Regions from separate parts of the Homo sapiens genome. Here all the other regions are linked to region 1. Evidence: chromatin contacts called from ENCODE Hi-C or POLR2A ChIA-PET data. All regions are on one chromosome and are shown on one strand. Each heading gives the region's core, a stretch centred on a gene start or an enhancer-like site at or near the end of the contact. The rest is flanking DNA. Distances are from core to core; before and after follow the strand shown. Region 1 overlaps LOC105370547 (a long non-coding RNA gene). Region 2 overlaps RAD51B (RAD51 paralog B). Region 3 overlaps RAD51B (RAD51 paralog B). Region 4 overlaps RAD51B (RAD51 paralog B).

Evidence for each region. Hi-C counts contacts between places; a loop is a spot of excess contacts on that map. ChIA-PET counts read pairs that join two places held with the same protein, here RNA polymerase II (POLR2A). Pooled maps may share reads with other maps.
Region 2: a loop to region 1 is called in a pooled map, with 2.4 times the contacts of the local background. The contact joins two enhancer-like sites. A Hi-C loop is called at or near these places in 1 of 168 maps with a recorded cell type or tissue (GM12878), 1 of 37 single-sample maps with no recorded cell type and 3 of 50 pooled maps. POLR2A ChIA-PET finds 5 or more read pairs at or near these places in 3 of 52 experiments (GM12878, activated B cell and activated CD4-positive, alpha-beta T cell).
Region 3: a pooled map shows a loop between it and region 1 (2.1-fold over the local background). The contact joins two enhancer-like sites. A Hi-C loop is called at or near these places in 2 of 37 single-sample maps with no recorded cell type and 3 of 50 pooled maps. POLR2A ChIA-PET finds 5 or more read pairs at or near these places in 1 of 52 experiments (activated T-cell).
Region 4: a pooled map shows a loop between it and region 1 (2.3-fold over the local background). The contact joins two enhancer-like sites. A Hi-C loop is called at or near these places in 2 of 50 pooled maps. POLR2A ChIA-PET finds 5 or more read pairs at or near these places in 2 of 52 experiments (GM12878 and activated CD4-positive, alpha-beta T cell).

Annotation. Positions count from the first base shown.
Region 1 is chr14:68,731,348-68,736,245 of GRCh38, reverse strand. It overlaps LOC105370547 (a long non-coding RNA gene), which reads right to left. Exons shown (of 4, transcript XR_007064227.1): 2 at 3,866-4,898; 3 at 2,107-2,300. It also overlaps the pseudogene RNU6-921P. Among named protein-coding and RNA genes, the nearest start is that of RAD51B-AS1, 48 kb to the right of the region's middle. Within about 2 kb of position 1,870, at least 11 of the 41 ENCODE cell types and tissues checked have a DNase peak (open chromatin) inside an H3K27ac peak, as active enhancers do.
Region 2 is chr14:68,265,641-68,270,538 of GRCh38, reverse strand. All of the region lies in intron 7 of RAD51B (RAD51 paralog B), which reads right to left. Among named protein-coding and RNA genes, the nearest start is that of RAD51B-AS1, 420 kb to the left of the region's middle. RefSeq lists enhancers at 1,489-1,668, 1,819-1,968, 2,319-2,438. Within about 2 kb of position 2,163, at least 9 of the 41 ENCODE cell types and tissues checked have a DNase peak (open chromatin) inside an H3K27ac peak, as active enhancers do.
Region 3 is chr14:68,305,013-68,309,910 of GRCh38, reverse strand. All of the region lies in intron 8 of RAD51B (RAD51 paralog B), which reads right to left. Among named protein-coding and RNA genes, the nearest start is that of RAD51B-AS1, 380 kb to the left of the region's middle. RefSeq lists enhancers at 624-693, 3,370-3,509. Within about 2 kb of position 2,895, at least 14 of the 41 ENCODE cell types and tissues checked have a DNase peak (open chromatin) inside an H3K27ac peak, as active enhancers do.
Region 4 is chr14:68,366,738-68,371,635 of GRCh38, reverse strand. All of the region lies in intron 8 of RAD51B (RAD51 paralog B), which reads right to left. Among named protein-coding and RNA genes, the nearest start is that of RAD51B-AS1, 320 kb to the left of the region's middle. RefSeq lists an enhancer at 2,330-2,429. Within about 2 kb of position 2,680, at least 6 of the 41 ENCODE cell types and tissues checked have a DNase peak (open chromatin) inside an H3K27ac peak, as active enhancers do.

The sequences.
Region 1 (4,898 bases), core at 621-3,120:
TCTCTCTGTCTCTGTCTCCCTCTCTCTCTCTCTGTCTGTCTCTCTGTCTCTCTCTGTTGGGGTGGGAGAGATCTCTAGCTCTTAGGATCATTGCCTGTCATGGCCTAACCCTATTCCCCACTCTATTTTTGTTAACATAATTACCGTTTCCTTTGTATGATTTTTTTTTTAACTTCAGCCCAATTCCAGGCCTCCTTGTTTAAAACAAAACAAAACAGTGCTCGCTTTGGCAGTGCATGTACTAAAATTGGAACAGTACAGAGAAGATTAGCATGGCCCCTGAGCAAGGATGACACGCAAATTTGTGAAGCATTCCATATTTTTTAAAATGAAAAAGTAATAAAACAAAACAAAACAAAGCTTTCAAAACTTAACATTTCTGTGGCGTCTTCCCTGAGTTAATGTAAACAGCCATGGCGATGGGTGCTGCCTGATGGTGAAGCTCCCCTGGACTTGGGTGGCCTTAGCAACCGTTCTGCAGGTATCTCTGGGACATTCTTTTTTTTTTCTTTTTTTTTTTGAGTTGGAGTCTCGCTCAGTTGCCCAGGATGGAGTGCAGTGGTGTGATCTCAGCTCACTGGAACCTCTGCCTCCCGGGTTCAAGTGATTCTCCTGCTTCAGCCTCCAGAGTAGCTAGGACTACAGGCATGCGCCACCATACCCAGCTAGTTTTTGTATTTTTAGTAGAGACAGGATTTCACCATGTTGGCCAGGCTGATCTCGAACTCCTGACCTCAAGTGATCTGCCTGCCTTGGCCTCCCAAAGTGCTGGGATTACAGGCGTGAGCCACCATACCTGGCCATCTCTGGGACATCCTTGAGCATCCCATATCTGTCTGCTGTTGTTTGGGCCTGTCATTCTGTGCTCAGTAGATATGGCAATGTGTCATCCAATAATTGATTCCTTACCAACTTTTTGGTTTTTTTCTGAGATGGACTTTTGCTCCGTCACCCAGACTGGAGTGCAGTGGTGTGATCACAGCACATTGCAGCCTCAACCTCCCAGGCTCAAGCGGTCCTCCTGTCTTAGCCACCCTAGTAGCTGGGACTAGAAACACACACTACCAAATCTGAGGACAAAAAAAATATTTTTGTAAATGCGGGGTGTCACTGTGTTGCCCAGGCTAGCCTTGAACAACTGGGCTCAAGCAGTCCTCTCGTCTCAGGCTCCTGAGGTGTTGGGATTATAGGCATGAGCCACCGAGCCCGGCCCCTTACCAACTTTAAGTTCTTCAGTTATCTCTTGGTCTTTTCCTCTGCAGATAAGTAATCTTAATTCCCATAATTAATTTTATAACCCAATCAACACAACTTCTTTTGAAATCACTGCATCCATCTCTCCTAATTTTTTAGAGTCTCCATTTTATAATGAGTGGCTAAGCCCTGAGTACCTAGAGACTGATGAAAAGATTGCATGGTTTATCTCTGCCTCTCTGCTTAGATTCCTGTTTAATAATCATTAAATCTCTCACGTGTCACTTCTATTTACAGTATACGGAGCACCACCATGTCTCTTATCTCAGGCCATCAGCCCTTCTTAGTGATCTTATTATTTCCACTGATTCAGGTTAAGCTTGGCCTACTGTGGGCTTTATTTAGATCATCTTTATTATACCTGTGGGTAGATTTTGCAAGCAGGCCCTAGCACAGGTTCACTTGTGGGTTTCCTTTTAAAAGGTCAGTGTGAAACAGGAAATGTGACTAAGAAAATCTTCTTCCTCCATGAAGCCTCACTTCATTAACTGGAAGAAAAGCTCCTATCCTGTCTCCCCCCAAACTTGCTCATGGCCCAGACACATTTCAAAACAGCACATATTTCCCAAAACACTGACACGTGCATTCTAAGGCTCGTGTGTGCGGTGAGTGGTTCTTTGTCAAGTTCGTTCTGTGAAGGGGCCCTGTCGTCACACCGATCACTGTTCTTCAGATATCTGAGGATGTGCAGGGGCCTGAGGGACCTGGAAACCTGGTGGCTGAGCAATGAGGAGAGTGGAACCCATGGTTGGAACAGTTGGCCATCCTCATGCGGATAGGGGCAGAGCCAGAATGGGAATCAAGGTCTCCTGACTCCCCGGCCACATTAACCCAAGTAAACCCCATGTCTACCTCCTTAGCTTCCGGAGTCCCCTGCATCTTCCTCCTTGTGGGACACAAGCCAGGTACAGTTGCAGGGTGGACATGTGGTTTCCAAACAGGATGCTGGGCAAATTAATCTGGGATTCCTGATTGGGGTTCTTTAGGAGGCAGTAGTGGCTACCCTTTAGATCATCTGGTTTGTGACCTTGTTTCAGTTTTCTCATCTATAAAATAGAAAAATAATAGTACTTATGATGAGGTAAAAATAAATGAATACACATAAAACACTTAGAACAGTCTTGCTGTGTGATCACTCCATAGCATTAGTGATTATTATTCTGGTGGGTTGGTTAGCTTTCCTCCATTCTATTCAGTTCAATGGGGGTTTGGCATCAACCACAGGCTTTGCCGGGGCTGTGAAAATGGCCACATTGAGGCTCCACCTTAACCCTGGCCAGCCTCCCAACAGCCAGCCATTTGTCTTAAGAAGAGCTGAAAGAAATAATCTAATGGCGCAATGCAAAGTCAACACTGATGGGGCTGAGGGGTGTCTTTTCGGACAAGACGTGCAGTGGGGAGCCCACCTGTGAGTTGGCCTGTTTCACGGCTGCGTGCGGTGCCCACTCCTCACAGACTCTGAGTGAGTGGCAAGGTGGGCCCGGAGTCAATTCTGGCTTGGCAATGGATACTGTTACTGAGGGCATGGGTTGAGGCACAGGAGCTTGGGGCTCCAGATGCTTGGAGTAAATGTGAAAAGGGAGTGTGGGATGATGTGAGTGGGAGCTGTGGATGGGTTCAAGCGTGCTGAGTCCTGGCTTGACTCACCCTTCCAGCTTCTGCTGTAACTGTCAGTGCCTTTGTCTGCATGCTGGGAAATCCCTGAGTGCTGGGTTAAACCCCAACCCTAAAAGGCACGTAGACACTTCTCCTGAGCTTTGAGTTGCTTCATTCTGCCCAGCAGCTTCCTGAAAATGTAGTCTTGCCACACCAGAGGAAGGATAGACCCATAGCTGTGGGGGACCCTGTGTCAGCAGGATTTACTACCGGGTGAGCTGGGGCTGCAACAGCACGTGTGAGCAACTTAACAGGGCTGATGGTTTTTCAACAAATTTTTAAAAATTAAAAAAAATTTTAAATTTTTGTCGGGACATAGTAGGTGTGTGTATTTATGGGGCATGAGAGATATTTTGATACACGCATACAATGTGTAGTAATTGCATCAGGGTAAATGGGGTATCCATCACTTAAAGCTTTTATCCTTTGTGTTACAGACAATCCAATTATACTCTTTTCGTTATTTTTAAATGTACAATTCAATCATTATTGACTATAGTCACCTTGTTGTGCTATCAAATATCAGATCTTATTCATTCTTTTCGCTCTTGTCTCCCAGGCTGGAGTGCAGTGGTTTGATCTTGGCTCACTGCAACCTCCGCCTCCCGGGTTCAGGAGATTCTCCTGCCTCAGCCTCCCAAGTAGCTGGAATTACAGGCGTGCACCATCATGCCTGGCTAATTTTTTTGTATATTTAGTAGAGATGGGGTTTCACCATGTTGGCCAGGCTGGTCTCAAACTCCTGACCTCAGGTGATCCGCCTGCCTCGGCCCCCCAAAATGCTGGGATTACAGGCGTGAGCCACTGTGCCTGGCCAAGATCTTATTCATTCTTTCTAACAATTTTTTTTGTAGTCATTAACAAGGCTGAAGTTTTAATGCAACTTACTTTTATTGCACATGCCATGCATTATGCACCAATCTGTGTTCTTCCAATGCTACCGGGAACCTCTTACCTTTGTATCAGTTCATCGTTGTCCTCTTCTCCAACTGCCTGTGTACCTGGGTCAGGGGTCCTCTTTTATCGAGTGGAACAAATGTGCCCAGGTACAGAGAAATGCTTTGTGCTATTGTCCACCAGGCAGGGGCATTTTCTTTTCTCAAATATTCTTGGTAAATAGACGAGCAGTCTTTACTTGAACGCACTGGGTGTCATATGCCACAGCCCTAACTTGAATGTGCTGGCTTGCTGCAAGTGGGTGATTCCTTAGAAATTTGCTCTGTTCCTAGACGGGATCAAAATGGTCCTTAGATTCTTAATGGGTCCCTATCTGGAATCCATTTGATCTTAAAATAAAATGGCCGTGGAAGAAATTTTTCATTAATTCCTAGCTGATTTGCAATGAAATTAAATTTCTGAGTATAAGGAATATTTTTTACGGAGTAAACTTATAAGTGGGGTTGCTGGGTGTTTCCCATTGATTAGCCTAGTGTTTAAAAGTATAATGTCTTTATTTTCTGGTTTCTTACTTTTTTGAGTTCCCTCACTTTTCTTCTAGAGTTCATTATGCAGGTCTGGAAAACAACAACCACCACCACCAGCAGGAGAAAAGCAGGGGTTAGTTTGGGGGGGGTTGAAATGGGAAAAATAGACATTTCCAGCTCCCAACATCTTATTTCCTGAATATCTTCGGAGCCCAAGAAAGTGGCTCTGAGCTGCCTTTGCAGTCTTGAAGCTGCACTTGCGTTCCCACCAGCCCCCGGGCCTCTGGTTGCATCCTGGGGGGCACTTCTGCACTCCCAGCCTCCTGGGTATGGATTGGGGTGAAGATGTTGTGCAGTGAGGGGTGGGAGCCCCACACCCTAATAGAGCCAAGCTGGCCACACTGCCTGTCTTTCCCAATTAGTTCCCCAAAGGGAACAAAGCCTTATTTCTTCCCTCCCTTAGTTCCCAGGCACTGGTTGGGGAAAAACAATCCTTGGCAGCTCAGGGGTTAAAAATAAAACACAGCGAGGGGGAAAACAAGCCGGGCAGCTGCAGCGGCTCCT
Region 2 (4,898 bases), core at 914-3,413, 470 kb after region 1:
AAAAACCAACAAGGCAAGCTATATTACACTTTCCATGAGTACACAAAGCCTAGACTATTCTGAGTAAAAGTTCATTACTTGGAGAGTTCAGCCTAAGACTGTGGGAAATTACAGAAATAATCTCTTCATCCAAATAAAAAAAGAACTCCTCTATTAGGAAAGATCCTGAAAATGTATCCCTCTATTCCAGACTCTCTAATAAGGAAAAATTAAGGCTAGACACTGAATTTTGGTGCTTTGCCTCCTCTATGAATGGCCTTCAGTGAACCATCTGCTCCTTACAGGTCACAAACAAATTTTATTGGCCATATCTGAGGATATAGCAACATATATTCTACAGGGCTTCTCCTGTTTTGGGCTGGATCGCAGGGCATGTAACAAACTAAAGGAATTGAAGAAGCAGAACTGCCTAGTGAGACTAATGGAAGTTAAGGTTGCAAAGTTATCGCAAAGTTATTCTTAGGGTTAGTATTAGTAAAGTATTACATGACTACCTGAAATGTATTTCTATTTTTGATTTCCTTGTTGACCCTTTGGAAAAAGAGGGTGGTTCTATAGTAGCTGTTTCCAATTGGCAGTTGTGCATGACCAGAAGCTTCAGATCAAGTGAGTCAACCAGGACCTCAATCCAAGGCCTGTGTTCCACTACTGGACAACAGCCCTTTTCATGGTACAGATTCCGCAAAAGAGAGACAAAGGAAGAGAGGGAAGCAAAAGCCAGGAGAGAGGTAAATAACTTCCAATTCAATCCCTCATTGAGTCCACATGTGTTTACTGAGCAACCGCTGGGGAACAGGCGTTGTTCCAGCTTCTGGGTAACAACAGAGAACCAGACTAAGACAACCTCTTTCTGCCCTTGTAGAGTGAGACCCCCTAGTCAGGGTCCAACAGTAAACAAGAAAACCAGGAAATGAGCAGGCAATTTCAGATATGATGAGTGATGTGAGGAAATAAAATATCGGGTGTAGATACTGATAGGACAGTCAGGGGAGTCCTGTCTGAGACAGGACATTCAGGCTGAGATCTGAGTGACGATCCTGCGGTAGCACAGGGTTCAGGGCAGGGTCCCAGGCAGGGGAGATGTGTAGAAAGGTCCTAAAGAGAAAGATGCTTACGATGCCCTGGGAACCCAGAGTAGATCAGCATGGCTGGAATTACTGCAAGAGGTGGTCAGAGCAGTGGGCAGGGCTGAGTCAGGCAGTGCCTTGGAGGCTGGCACCCAGCCTTGGGTTTGGTTGCAAGAGTGTGGGAGACCACTGGTGGCTCTGAAGCAGGAGACTGACATGATCTGGTTTATGTTTTAAAATGTGCTGATTGTGAGGAGTCAAACACCAACATTTAATCCTCCCATGAAGGCACAGCTTTTGTGTTCTTTGTAACACGCTTAAAATATTCATGAGTGCTCAATTCCTCTTGGCTGGGGGGAAAAAAGAAATTATATACCAAAGCTCTTCTTCTTCAGGCCACTGAGTGTTGGGAGAAGCAGAGAGACAGAAACACTGGGCCCCAAAGACATGCTGGCAGGGGGGCCCATCTTCTCAGGGTGGCCAAGGGTGGCGCCTGAGGGGAGAAGGTGTCTGATCACACTGTGGCTGCTATAGTTGAATCTGAACAGTAGCAGTGGCACCAAAGCAGAATATTTCTGGTTGGAAACACTTTCAAATGGAATTCCAGTTCATCTAAGGCAGGATGTGGTCTCATTCTATCAGTCAGTAAGTACTTATTACATCTCTACTAAATGCAGTCTAGGAACAAACAAAGATGAAAAAGTGAATGCTGTGTAAATTAAAGATGCTCTGTGCCTTTGAGGATTTGAAAGTCTCATGGAGAAGATAAGACAAAAGAGGGAAAATATCCACAGTGGTATACACAGCTATCTTCACATATATGTAGATATTTAGAGATAGAGCTAAAACCCAGATCTTTTGATTCCTAGTTCATCACTATCTCAGGTGAACAAATCCACAAAGCCCATAGTTTATGATTCTAATTGTGATGAGATGTGAACAGACATTTTGCCAGGAATCCGTAACTCCCACTATTACCCCCTATAAGACAAAGGTCATCCACAAACAGCCACTTGGCAGAATCCACTTCAGCAAACTCAATCTCTTCCAACCCACCACCAGTTTCACTTCCCTGTGGGGAAGATACAAAATGTACATGGGAGGAAGTGAGAGTGACGTGCTGGTGATCAGTTGTCTTTTCTGAAAAAGTGCAATCTACACAATGATATGTATGTATACACAGAGGCAAATGGCTGCATGATGTGTATGTATGTGTGTATGTGCACACATACATGCATTTTAATAGCTCATTCAAGAAAAATAAGCAGGACCTGGATATGTTAGGTGTCTGAAGTGATAGTTCCCAGAATGGTAGGACAAAATTGACCTGGCTTCTCTAGCCAGCAGGAAATGCAATTCTCTTCCTGCTGCTCAAGGAGAAATGTTAGAACTCCATCAGAGGCTTTATGTTAGTCTCTCCTAGCCACTCTATTCCTAATAAAAATGGCATTTAGGTCACTTACTTAAAACAACAGTGATTTATAACTGCAGCTGAGAACTGCATGGAAGTCTGCAGCACATTATTTGACATCTGAAAAGTTTGGTTTTATCTGTGTAAAATGAGAACCATAAAACTGACAATCCCAGAATCAGGACAGGGAAGCTTCAGCATGAAATAAATTGTTTAATTATGACAGAGCATGGTGAAAACAGCAGCCACTAACATTTTTATATGATATTCATACACAAAGTGATACGATTAATCTGATGTTAACTCAGATATATCAGCCCAATAGATTATAATCCTCTATTGTGAGCTAGAGAGACATAAAATGAAGTTATGGGCCCATAAGCAAAATATTTTTAAAATAAATTCCCTTATGGGTTTGAGGACCCTCCTTCAAGGGTCTCTATACATACTATGGGAGTTCTGGCATAATCCCTCTACAAAGTGGCCCATATCTAGAAGTACTGGTCTTTTTATTAATATTAGTGTTTGCCAAATAACCAATCAAACCTTACACACAAATTCTTTCATTTGAAAGAATTCTAGAAGACTAATTCTTTCATTTGACTCTCCCAGTGGTAAACATGTTCTCTTTGACATCATCTCTTTGATGTTAAATGAAATGACATTAAAGTAAGTTTCTAGATTTGCATAAAGGAATTTTTTTCATATAATACCATATGTATTTGTCTTACCCCAGTTGTGCAAATTGAGGTATGTTTTTAATATCTGCGGTTGTCACGGTTTTCCTATTATTAGGGCTACTCTGGGGATTTGAATCAGCTGGATTGTTCACCTTCAGAGCTCAAAACCAAAAGAGCAAGAATTTCCAAAGAGCAAAAAAGTATCGTCTTTGCGGAAAGCACAATACTCTTCCCCTTTTCGAGTTGCTTTTTACCTATCTGAAGAACACCAGGCCATCAGAGGCAATGCACTGGGTTAGACTTACAAGTCAACTTTTCAGGAGAAACAGCACCTAGAGAGAGCTCGAGGTTTGGTCTCCGACTTTAGAGCTGATTCAGAATTCTGATTCTGTTTTCCTAGAAGATGAGCCCCACATCTCTGTAACTTTTTGCGTAATGTATAGAACTACATAAATAATTGGTGTGCTGATATTTGTGATAAAACAATAATGTTTATATATTTTTACAGCACTTTACAAAGTGTTTTCATATTTATTACACATTTGAGGCACAGCCTTGTAAGGTTGGTACTACTATCATCCCTATTTTATAGAGATATCAGAGTCACCAGGAATACATGTAATTTGTCAAAAGACACTCAGCTCTTAAGTAGTAGAGTCAGAATTTGATCTCATAGTCTGTCCTCTATTGATTTGTACCTCATTCCCTCTGATAACTTTGCTTAGATCAAAAAGCCATCGCCCTTCCAGGGAAATGTTGGGGCTTAGAACAGGATACCCCCAAATATGGCACCCTGGCATACCAAGCATTTTAAGCTAAAGGACATTGGAAAACCACAGAAACAGGAAGGTCACTCTCTGACCTTCTCTTGCCTTTCCCTCTGAAGCAGGCCATAAAATAATTTTCTGACCTATCTTCCCTAAAAGTAGGCCTTAAGATCTTCATTCCAGAGGGGTCCTACCCTATACTTGGAAGCCATTCGAACAAACAGGGCTTGCAAAGTTCTCCCTAGTTGATTACCATTAGATGATACTCTGTGGTGCTCCAATCATACTTCTGTATGACTATCCATATAAATACACAGTTTTCCCTGGGTCTTTGGGTCATTTCTAAGGGCTTCAGTGTCACATAAAACTCTGTTAAATAAATTTGTTATGCTTTTTGCTTGTTACTCTGCCTTTGCTATAGGGTTCAGTAATGAACCTTGCAATAGGTGAGAAAAAGACATTACTTCTTCTAACCCTACAGCTCCTGGTGCCCAAACAGGAACCTAAAGCCTACCCCCAACAGTGCAAACACCAATCACTTGCCAGGCAAGGACTGCTCAGGGGTAGGGATACAAATAAAGAACAAATTTGATGGGAACATCCATCTATAAACCCAGTGCATGCACTTAATCCAATTTAGTAGTGCTACACCTTATTAAATGTCCATTTCCAATGCTGCTACATTTATAATTCATGTTATAAATGAGCACAATTATATTTATATCTCTCTCAAAATGCCAACCATCTACTAGAGTGAATTGTTTTCTTCCTCTGTGCTACTTGATTCATACCAACAGAATAGCATTTATCATATTATTATATTATACAGTTAGTTATGTTATTTTTATTTTTTATTTTTTAAGACAGAGTCTCACTCTGTTGCCCAGGCAGGAGTGCAGTGGTATGTGATCTCAGCTCATTGCAACCTCCGCCTCCTGGGTTCAAGTGATTCTCCTGCCTCAGCCTCCCGAGC
Region 3 (4,898 bases), core at 1,646-4,145, 430 kb after region 1:
TACTGAAATTTCCTGAGTGTCACAGCTGGAATAACCACTTCCCCATGATTATTCACTTCCTTTGGCTAGAGGAACCAGCTCTGCCAGGGTCCAATACCAGCGGCTCTGTGGCGGTTCCCTCACCATGTCTTTGGCAGACATCCAGCCTCTACCATTAGTTGGGATGTTTTACAGCAAACAACACTGCATTAAAAGATGCTTATTTAGGGAGATTTAATTAAAGTGATTGGCATTATTATCATTATTGTTATTATTAAAATATTATGGAAGTTCCTAAATGCAGAATGAGAACTCCATGCCCCAGTGATTTTCATCTCCCAAAATAATAAAAGTTAAATCTAGCAGGAACTATTTGGCTTTATGATCTTGGAAGATACAGTGTTGCTTAATGTCTGCTGGATTCTTCCTTTGCCCTTCACTTTTCTCTACCTCTCCGTGATTTTTCTTTCTTCTCTACCTGAAAATAAACATTCTTTACCTTCAGGACTCTCATTTGCTGATCCTTGAGTCGTGATGGTGATGAGTAATGATGCCTCTGTGGCTCATTTCACTACAAGTACCAGTGCCATTGACTTGGCTTTTACTTTAAAAACTGGGAAGTGGGTAACAGACATCCACACTTCATGAAGCTGCTCTGTCTCAAATGCTTCCCATCAGACAGAGAGAAACAGAGCTTCCTTTCTTGGTGGAGAACATGAGCTATCTTTTATGCCTTCTCAGTTAATGAAGGGTCTTACTGTAAGAATAGCTTTTCCAGTCCATAAGCAAGATAACTCGTGAAAAAAATCTGCTAACATTTCTAAGAGATAAATATGAAACGCCCATCTTAAGTGACACAGAAACATCATCAAATAGTGTAGTGTTGCATCAAAGATATGTTCATAGGTCTAACAGTGAAATAACTGGTGTTATGACATGACAGCGAGGATTTTTCCCTCTGTTTTGTAAGAGCCTTCTCTCTCAGTTTTGTCCATGAGCTGAGAGCAAGGGCAGCTTTTCCAATAGAAAGTACATTTGGTTTCAATTCACTTTCATAACAACAGACACTAACTCTTAGGAAGATGGAGAACATTAAGCTCCATTGTTCAGGCTGAGGATGACTGACTTGGGTGGCAGAAAGCTAAACAGTCTCTTTTCTGAAGAAGAAAATGCCTACGGGTGTAGCAAATCTCATTCCCAAACAGCCCTTTTTTTTTTTTTTTTTTTAATGACACAGATATAAATGACAGTGAAGGAAAATTAAAGAATCATCTCAAATCATAGAACTGGGAAGGGACCTCAAGAAATCATCATCTGATTCAGCCTCCTCTAGAAAGTTTTGTTTCTTAAATAATTTTATAAACACCAAGGCATTGTTATTTAACAAGGTCTAAGGGCAGAGAAAAATATTTTATAAATTATTTTCGTAAGCTGCTTGTAGGGCCTTTTATTATCTTAAATAATGACTAAATGAATGAAATTCTTTGAGATTTGGCAGCTTTAAGATTGCAGAGGTTGTTAAGAGGTAGAAATAGGATCCATGTTGTGTCCCTTTGGCAAAAGAAAATACTCATGCCACTGGTTCATGTCCCAAACAACCAGAAACTCACTCTCCATCTTTCTAATTTTTCAGAAATAACCTGTCATGTACATTTCCTTTTCTCTCACTGACAGAAAAGAAGGCATATTGGATAAGCAAATATAATGGAAGAATTCTGATGTGCAAAATGTCCTAATAAAGGGTCCTTCAGGGCAAAAAATACTCAAGTTGGGAGTTATGTAATTCTATCCTTGATATTATTTAGAAAACAACAGGAGAAAATACCATCCACCGTACATTCCTCGAGAACCTCCAATCAAAGGCTCTAGCATGTTTCCTGGCTTCAGACTGGCTATAAATAAATTTAATAAGGACGAAAAAAAAATCACTGCATCATTTACAGTTCTCTCTCAACTCCAGCTGACAAAAATCCAGTCCAGATGTTTGTGTTGCAAGAACAACAGTAAGAGGGTGAGCCTCAATCGTGAATATGAAAGCCCAGAGAGGGTGAGTTTGAAGAGAAAGGGAGAGCTAGGTTGGCAAGGAGGGTGTGAACAAACTTGATTTGATACTAGCTTACAGAAACACAGTAATTAATTTATTTTGTGTATAAGAAATCCAGTTTATTAGCCTTTCCTCTGCCTCATCTCCCTTTTCAAAGCCACTGGAGTTTGGCTGGTGAAGCTTGAAATGGTTGTTCCATAACCTTTGCTTTTAAATTAAACAAATGACTTCAGATTTTGGAGCAGTTGTTGACTCAGGGGAAAGCATGCCATTAAAAGTGTGCCAGAGACAGATTTAATTGGTGCAAGTCCCAAAAACTGCTTGAAGTACAGGCTTCCCACATATAGATTTCAGGGAAATTACTCAAAGGCCGCACAGCTTTGTCAGAATTTGAGATGTGAAACAAGGCAGCTGAAAGACTCCATATCAAAAGGGTAAATTCAATTCAGGAGATATTAATCTGATTACCTAAGTAAGGCTGTGAATCGGATATGCTCCATTGTGTGCTCTCGTTCAACCTGGACAGCTGGAGGAGCCAATAGCTTCCTTTTCTCTGACATATAATTAAGTTTTAAGAGATGATCAGGTTACGGATACAAAGTTTTAAGAAATATATCATTCAGGAGTGGCATTTACAGTGCTCGCCTGTTGCAAGAGACATTGTTCACTTTATTTCCTTGAGCCACACTGGAGAGTGTGTGGATCAGGGCCTAGGGGCTTGGTGTTTGTGTTTCAGGCTACAATAAACGCCCTCTGTGCACCTGCCTGGAGGAAAAACCAGTCCAGCCGCCTCCCAAGACAAAAGCGCCCTGTATTAAGTGCTGAAAACCCAGACATGAACTGACCCTGTCAAATTCCAGATAGGGAAAAAAAAAAAAAATCAATATTTTCATCCAATCCAAGAGGAGCTGTCATGTAGGTTTCTGGATTTCCTTTCTCATCTGCACTAAGTCTGAGCAACAATGACCTGTCAACAGAAGTCATCTCCTTTCTCCTGAGTCTCCTCGTCTTTCTAGATTCCTTCCCTGATGGCACAACCCATTGCCTGGCATGCCATAATCTGCCCTCCAGAGGTCAACGCATTCTCCCACTCTTTCTCTACCAGGTCTTTCCCACTGGAATCTCACTTCGGCCATGCAAGTTCATCTTCTGAAAGAGAACATTACTAACTCATGTGTTTTCAACGAGTTTTCCAATACACACTTGTCACAAACTCTAGGTACATTTAGAATTGCAAGAATGTTTATTAGGCCAGAGGATCAAGGTTATATTTCTTCCATGCTCACTGTGGTTTCCAATGCAAATTGGTCAAAAGATATACTGGGTCACACATACCAATTTCAGATGACTTCCTCTGAGAGAGCTGTTCAGCTTGGGCTTGTTCTAATTCATGTCTAGAATTAATCATGCTTGTCTCAGCTGACCTGCACATTCTCATGGAGAAAAAAAATGATTTCTTACAAATATGAAACCCAGCTAGGTGAAGTTTCATTTGTGAATTTCACCAGAGGCATGGGCAACTTTAACCTAAGTCATGGGTAAATAAACTGAAAAGGACAAGGTGATTACCTGAACTTGAAAGTGCAAGTTGGTTACAGGACCAGAAAGTACTTGTGAATTGCAATCTCCTACTCCTCTAAGCCAACCCAAAATGGAGAGAGAAATTAATTAAATCATGATTTTGATAATTATTTAAAACTGCCATAGACAGTAAAGCTTTGGCTACAAACGTTTGTTAATATATTTGATGATGAATAACTAAACTTTCAAGGTTAACAGTTTTCTCAAGGTTCTTCAATAGCTCCTCCAAACTCTAGCCCAGAGGGGAGGGACGGATGTGGGAACCAAGATGATCAGCACAAGAAAGCCAGTTCCCCAACACGGCCCTTCCACTAGGATGTGCTCGATTGTTTGTGTCTGAAGAGAGGAGAGGAACCAAGCAGCATTTTACTTCATTTGGTGCTCATTAAACAGCTGGCCGAGAAAAACAGTCATCCACCACAGGTACTAAGCTACTTCAACCTATACCATGCTATGATGGCCAGCCTGGCAAGTTCTCAGTGGAACAGGGGACTGGTTAATAGCCTGCCACCTTGTAAGTGGGTCTAACTCAATGATGGAGGTGGTCTGCTGGCTGATATCCAGGCACTGCAGACACAGTGAGTCAGGACAGACCAACCAAGGGGCCCATCTTAGTTCTGCCCTGACATCCTAAGGCAGTGGTCCAAGCCTCCATCACAAAGATCATGATGATCTCTCCTTTCTGTGAATGCCTCTGATATTAAAAATCTGCTTCTCTCATCCTGGCAATTCATTAGATGCTGTACTACAGTGTGACTTCAACTGTTTCATGTCTGTGGGCCTCACGTTCTGGATTTTCCTTCTTTTTGTAACTTTTCTTGTCTTATGCACTGTAGTGCAATACATATAGCCAGTTTAGATGTAAAGTTTAGCTTCATTACAGTATGCAGGAATTCTAGGGTTCCAACCAGATAAAACTGAAAAACACTAGAATTAGCCTTTATGTTTGAGAGGGGAGAGGCCAAGCCTGATACCGTTCTTATGGCCTCCTGAAAATTCAGCAAGCATTTCACATTATAGATGCTTCATACTTAACGTGTAAATGAATGAACAATTGAATGAATGGACCCAGTGCTCAAATTTTGGTTTCAGTCTCACTCTACTTGGGACAGTAAAGAGTTCTGCAGTAAAAACAAGGAAGGGAGAAATTTGAACTATACCAAGTGGTGGGAATACATCACAATGACTCAACGGGATGTAGGGAAAAAATACTAGAACCCACTTCATATTTTAAAAATTCTATTTCTGGTGTGTTTTATATAACTTTATATAGTAGCACTATAGTTTTTGGCAG
Region 4 (4,898 bases), core at 1,431-3,930, 370 kb after region 1:
TTCCTAGGCTTAAGCAATCCTGCTGCCTCAGCCTCCCAAAGTGCTGGAAGCCACCACGCCCGGTCACTTACATATCTCAAATGCAACTATTCTAGGACAGAACCCCTTTTTTTTTTCTTCAGATGGAGTCTCATTGTGTCGCCAGGCTGAAATGCAGTGGCGTGATCTCAGCTCACTGCAACCTCCGCCTCCCGCGTTCAAGCAATTCTTCTGCCTCAGCCTCCCAAGTAGCTAGGACTACAGGCATGCACCACCACGCCCAGCTAATTTTTGGTATTTTTAGTAGAGACGGGGTTTCACCACGTTGGCCAGGATGGTCTCCATCTCTTGACCTTGTGATCTGCCTACCTCAGCCTCCCAAAGTGCTGGGATTACAGGCGTAAGCCACCACACCCGGCCCTCTAGGACAGAACTCTTAATCCCCTAACCTGCACCTCCCACCCCAATCTGTTCTCTTCAACATTCTAGATTTTTTTGGCCTAAATAACTCTAGGAATGGAAAAAATGACACCATTCTCAGTTGTTTAAGATAAAAAATACACAGATAATTCTTTTTTTTTAATTTTCTTTTCTTTTTTTCTTTTTTTTTTTTTTTTTTTGAGACAGAGTCTTGCTCTGTTGCCCAGGCTGGAGTGCAGCAGCACAGTCTTGGCTCACTGCAGCCTCCACCTCCCAGGTTCAAGTGATTCTCCAGCCTCCACTTCCTGAGCAGCTGGGACTACAGGTGTGTGCCACCACGTCCGGCTAATTTTTTTTTGTATTTTTAGTAGAGATGGGGTTTCACCATATTGGGTCGAACTCCTGACCTCGTGATCTGCTCGCCTCAGCCTCCCAAAGTGCTGGGATTACAGGCATGAGCCACTGCGCCCGGCCAATTCTTCATTTTTTAAAATACACTTCACATTCAATCTGTTTGCAGATTTTGTAAGGAATGTCTTCATATTTATCTTGAATCTGACCACTTGCCATCCCCTATACCACACCCCCCAGTCTGAGCCACCATAATCTCTCTCCTGGATTAGTGTTATGTTTGCTGACTTGTCTCCTGGCTTTCATGTGGCCCCCTTACAGTCTATACTCCTACAGAGCAGGCCAAGTAATCTTCCTAAACTGTCAGTCAAGTCATGTCCATCCCTGGCTGAAAACTTTGCATTATGCTTAGGATAAAATCCAAGTTCTTTACCTAGTTTTACATACCCTAGCCCTCTCCAGTCAACTTACAGGCCTTACTAGGTTGTTGTGAATATAAAACTACGTACACAAAGGAACTTTAAAATTATTAGGTGCCATAAATAGATGTTATTGTTGTTGCTATCATTATTATTGGATCAGTTGCCCTTTGGTAAAGAGTTTTAAACATGTCTTCTAAATGTAAACTGTAATTTCTGCCAATGGCTATATGTGATTACAGACAGATCTTGTAACAGGCAAATCCCTTCCTTCTTGTTAACCCATTTATGCCAGAGGTTGCAAAATTTTTATGTGAAAAATCAGACCTTGGTGATGAGCTTAAGCATGAGGATATAAATAACTCCCACAAGCTTAGTGTTCCACTAATGGAACACTAGGCATAAATGGGTTAATAGGTTCAGTCATTATCCTCCTGCTATATATTTAACTTTGTCTTTTTTCCCTTCTGGATTTGAGATGTCCCTTGCAGGAAACAGCAGCTGTGCCACTAACCCTGGACATTGTCCAAGGCCATTTCCATATCCTGTGAGAGAATCATCCCCTCGAAGTTTGTTTTTGCAGCACAAAATAGAAGAAAGATCAAGAAAAAAATATATAGACAGATATAGATATATAGTATGTAGCACTTTTTGTCCAGAAATGACTTCTGTGTGATCAGAGAAATGACTAGGCCATGGTCTCCAACTCAGCAACCTGTACTGAGCTAGTCATTATGATTAGTCCATTCATTACTTAAACACAAGAGGCTCTGGAATGAAACCTAGCAGCCAGGCATAACATATGAAGTATCGATAGGGAAAGTGAAAGATATGGCACCTATTTGAAAGAACAGGAGGAGTTTGTGAAAGAGAAATGTCACTGACTGAGTTGCCCCAAAATTCCAAAGCCAAGCAGCAAACACGTTTTCCCTTGAGAAAGGCAGAACCCCAGTTTCACTTTTTACCCAGGAAGAAACCATGGTATGAGACCAGGAAAGAACCTTAGAGGACACAGCAATGCTTTGTGGATCACCAATACTACTTCCTGAGTGCTCTCATTTTCTCACGGAAGGTTTCCATAATTCAACTCAGTGGACGCAATCTGTGCAAGAGCCGGTGTGCTGAAGGGCAATATGCCCAAGCTGATACAGCACCAACAAGATCCTGATGGTGGTTTCCTAAATGGGTTTCTAAATTTTACAATAGCCAAACCCACTGGCACTAGGCTATTTTTGCCGTAAGTAACTTTTATTTTTAAATGAAACATCAAATACATAAACAACCTTGAGACTCAAGCAATGAGCCCAGTGGGTAATGTCAATATGGAACCATGTCACATCTCCCAAGAGGGATGTATCACCAGGCCTCTTCAGGGCAAGCTTCAGGGAAAAGAGCTGGGTACTCTACAGCCAAGAGACTCAGGAAGGCTGTTAGTTTTTTTGTGGTTGCTATCTCACTGTACACAGATGGGGGAAAACCCTAAAAAATAAAAACAACGACCATAACCAGATTCCGGCAGCTACCCTGAAAATGAGCCACAAAATGTCAACTTGATTTTGTAGTCATGCTTCAGGTGTTTGTAGTCTACTTCATTTAGCCTTATACTTCATTTTCCCTCCCAATTATTAGACTGCAAATCTCCTTTATAATTTCACTGCTCTATTTCATTCTACATGCAGCAGCAGAGTGTTTACTACTTTGGGAAGTAGGTATGGCTGTCTTGTGTTAGGACTTTAGACAATTTCTCTCATTCCCCACTTTAAGAGTGAAGTAAAGATACTAAAGCAGCAGCCTCGGTAGCAGGGATGCAGCACTTGTACCACCACTGCCCCATCATAGAGCATATGGGAGCGGCTGCTGAGCAACTCCATTACAGCAGTCCAAGCGGCCACTATAGACCTTCTGGAGTTGAATGGAAGATGAAATCAATTTGCCCTCTCTAGCTAGAAGCACCCAGGCATTATAGGAAAACCTGTGCAGAAAGAATGAAACATATTTACTTTATAGGAAGAAAAACATAGTCAATAACTAAACTAAAACAAATACAAGAGAATTCAAATATTCTGCCTTTACTCTGGCAGGTGAACATTAGCTTGAAGACTTAGCTATGACCGGTGGGAGAATGGAGGATGAAGGGGACTTGGGCCTTAGCATGCACTGGCTGTGGGATTCTGAGGAATTAACTTGTTCGAGGCTGTGTGCTCATTTGTGAAAATGTAGGTAAAACACCTGCCTCACAGGGTTTCTGTTAATATAAAAATTAAAGGAGAAAAATGAAAATATGTACATGACTAAAGTTAATTCCTTTCCCAATTAGGTTTCTGGTGCTTTAGTTCTTAGAAGCACCTCTACCTAGCTTTAGCAATATTTCCCTAGTAATAAAACATCACCTGTAAACTGATTCAGCAATACATAAACAGCAGAATTCTGCTAATTCTTTTTGGCAACCAGACAGGCCAAAAAGATAGCTATTAAGATAAGAATCAATTCTAAAATGTTCCCTATGGGCTCTCTTTTCTATGTGATTGTCAGAGGTCTCAGGATGTCCACAGCCATAAAAATAGTTGTCAAAACATTTTTTTCAGAAGCTTTCTCTTGTTTCCCTTTTTCTACCACAGCTGTGACACCAGCACTTTGTGTCCATCACTAATAATCCCACTTCCTCAGGACCCAACAGAACTGCTTCTTGATCCTTCTCCTTTAAAAGACGAATAACAGTGTTAGCCTACCTCTTTTATCTGGGCCGATTAATCACCAGGCCAGCTTTTCTGGGTAACTATTTCAAGTGTTGTATCCTCCGCCTGGAATACTCTTCTTTATTTTCCTGTGCTGTCGACTCATCTCTCGTTATCTCCTCTAGTCTCCTCTGGATTTTCCCCACTCCTAAGAAGTAATGGCTCCCTTCCCACATGTTCCTTCAATCCTCATGAACCTGCCTTTCAAATGTCTGTCAGCCTTGCTCTACTTTATACTTTTTTATATCCTCAAGTCTGATATATAGTAGGCATTGAATAAATACTGAGTGAACAAATTAATTAATATAAATGAATTTTAAAATTCTCAGCTTTTCCAATGGTCCCTTACAACTCACACATAAATACGTAAGTCTGTCTCAAGTCTTGGAATCCTCACACTCAATGATACATGTAATTTAGTCTAGATCATAAAATTATGACTAAGGAAGGGAATATCAAGTACAGTTTGAAAACATATCACTGTCATCATCTTTCAGTCCCAAAATGGTATATTTCATGAACAGTTTTATTAAGTGGCCATTTTGAAGAGGCTTTCGGGTTGCCTGCCTGTCAGACTGGACCATGTACAATTACAAAGATTCCACAGTAGTCTGTAGTCCCTTCCTGCATTTTATAAAGAGCACTTCAAAATGCTCTGAAAAAAATCTGTTATGTCCTAAAGCTCCTGAGAGTGAAATGTTACAGTTGGAAGCTGCCTGAAGCTCATTTATACACTGAAGTTATTAATCCCCTTCTTATATGTTTGATATAAGCCCTAGGGCACTTGGGAGGGTGATCCAATTACCCAATTCAGAGAATTGCCCTTTTCTTTCAACCAAGTTCAGAGCTCTGAATTTTTGTTCCACCAATGACTTTTTGTTTCAGTCAAACAAGGTCACGGAAGAGGCCAATATCTGCCAAGGCCAACAGGGGTTTCATTTACATGCCCACTAATGCGAGCAACATAAGAACCTCTTGAGAGCATTAAACTAGG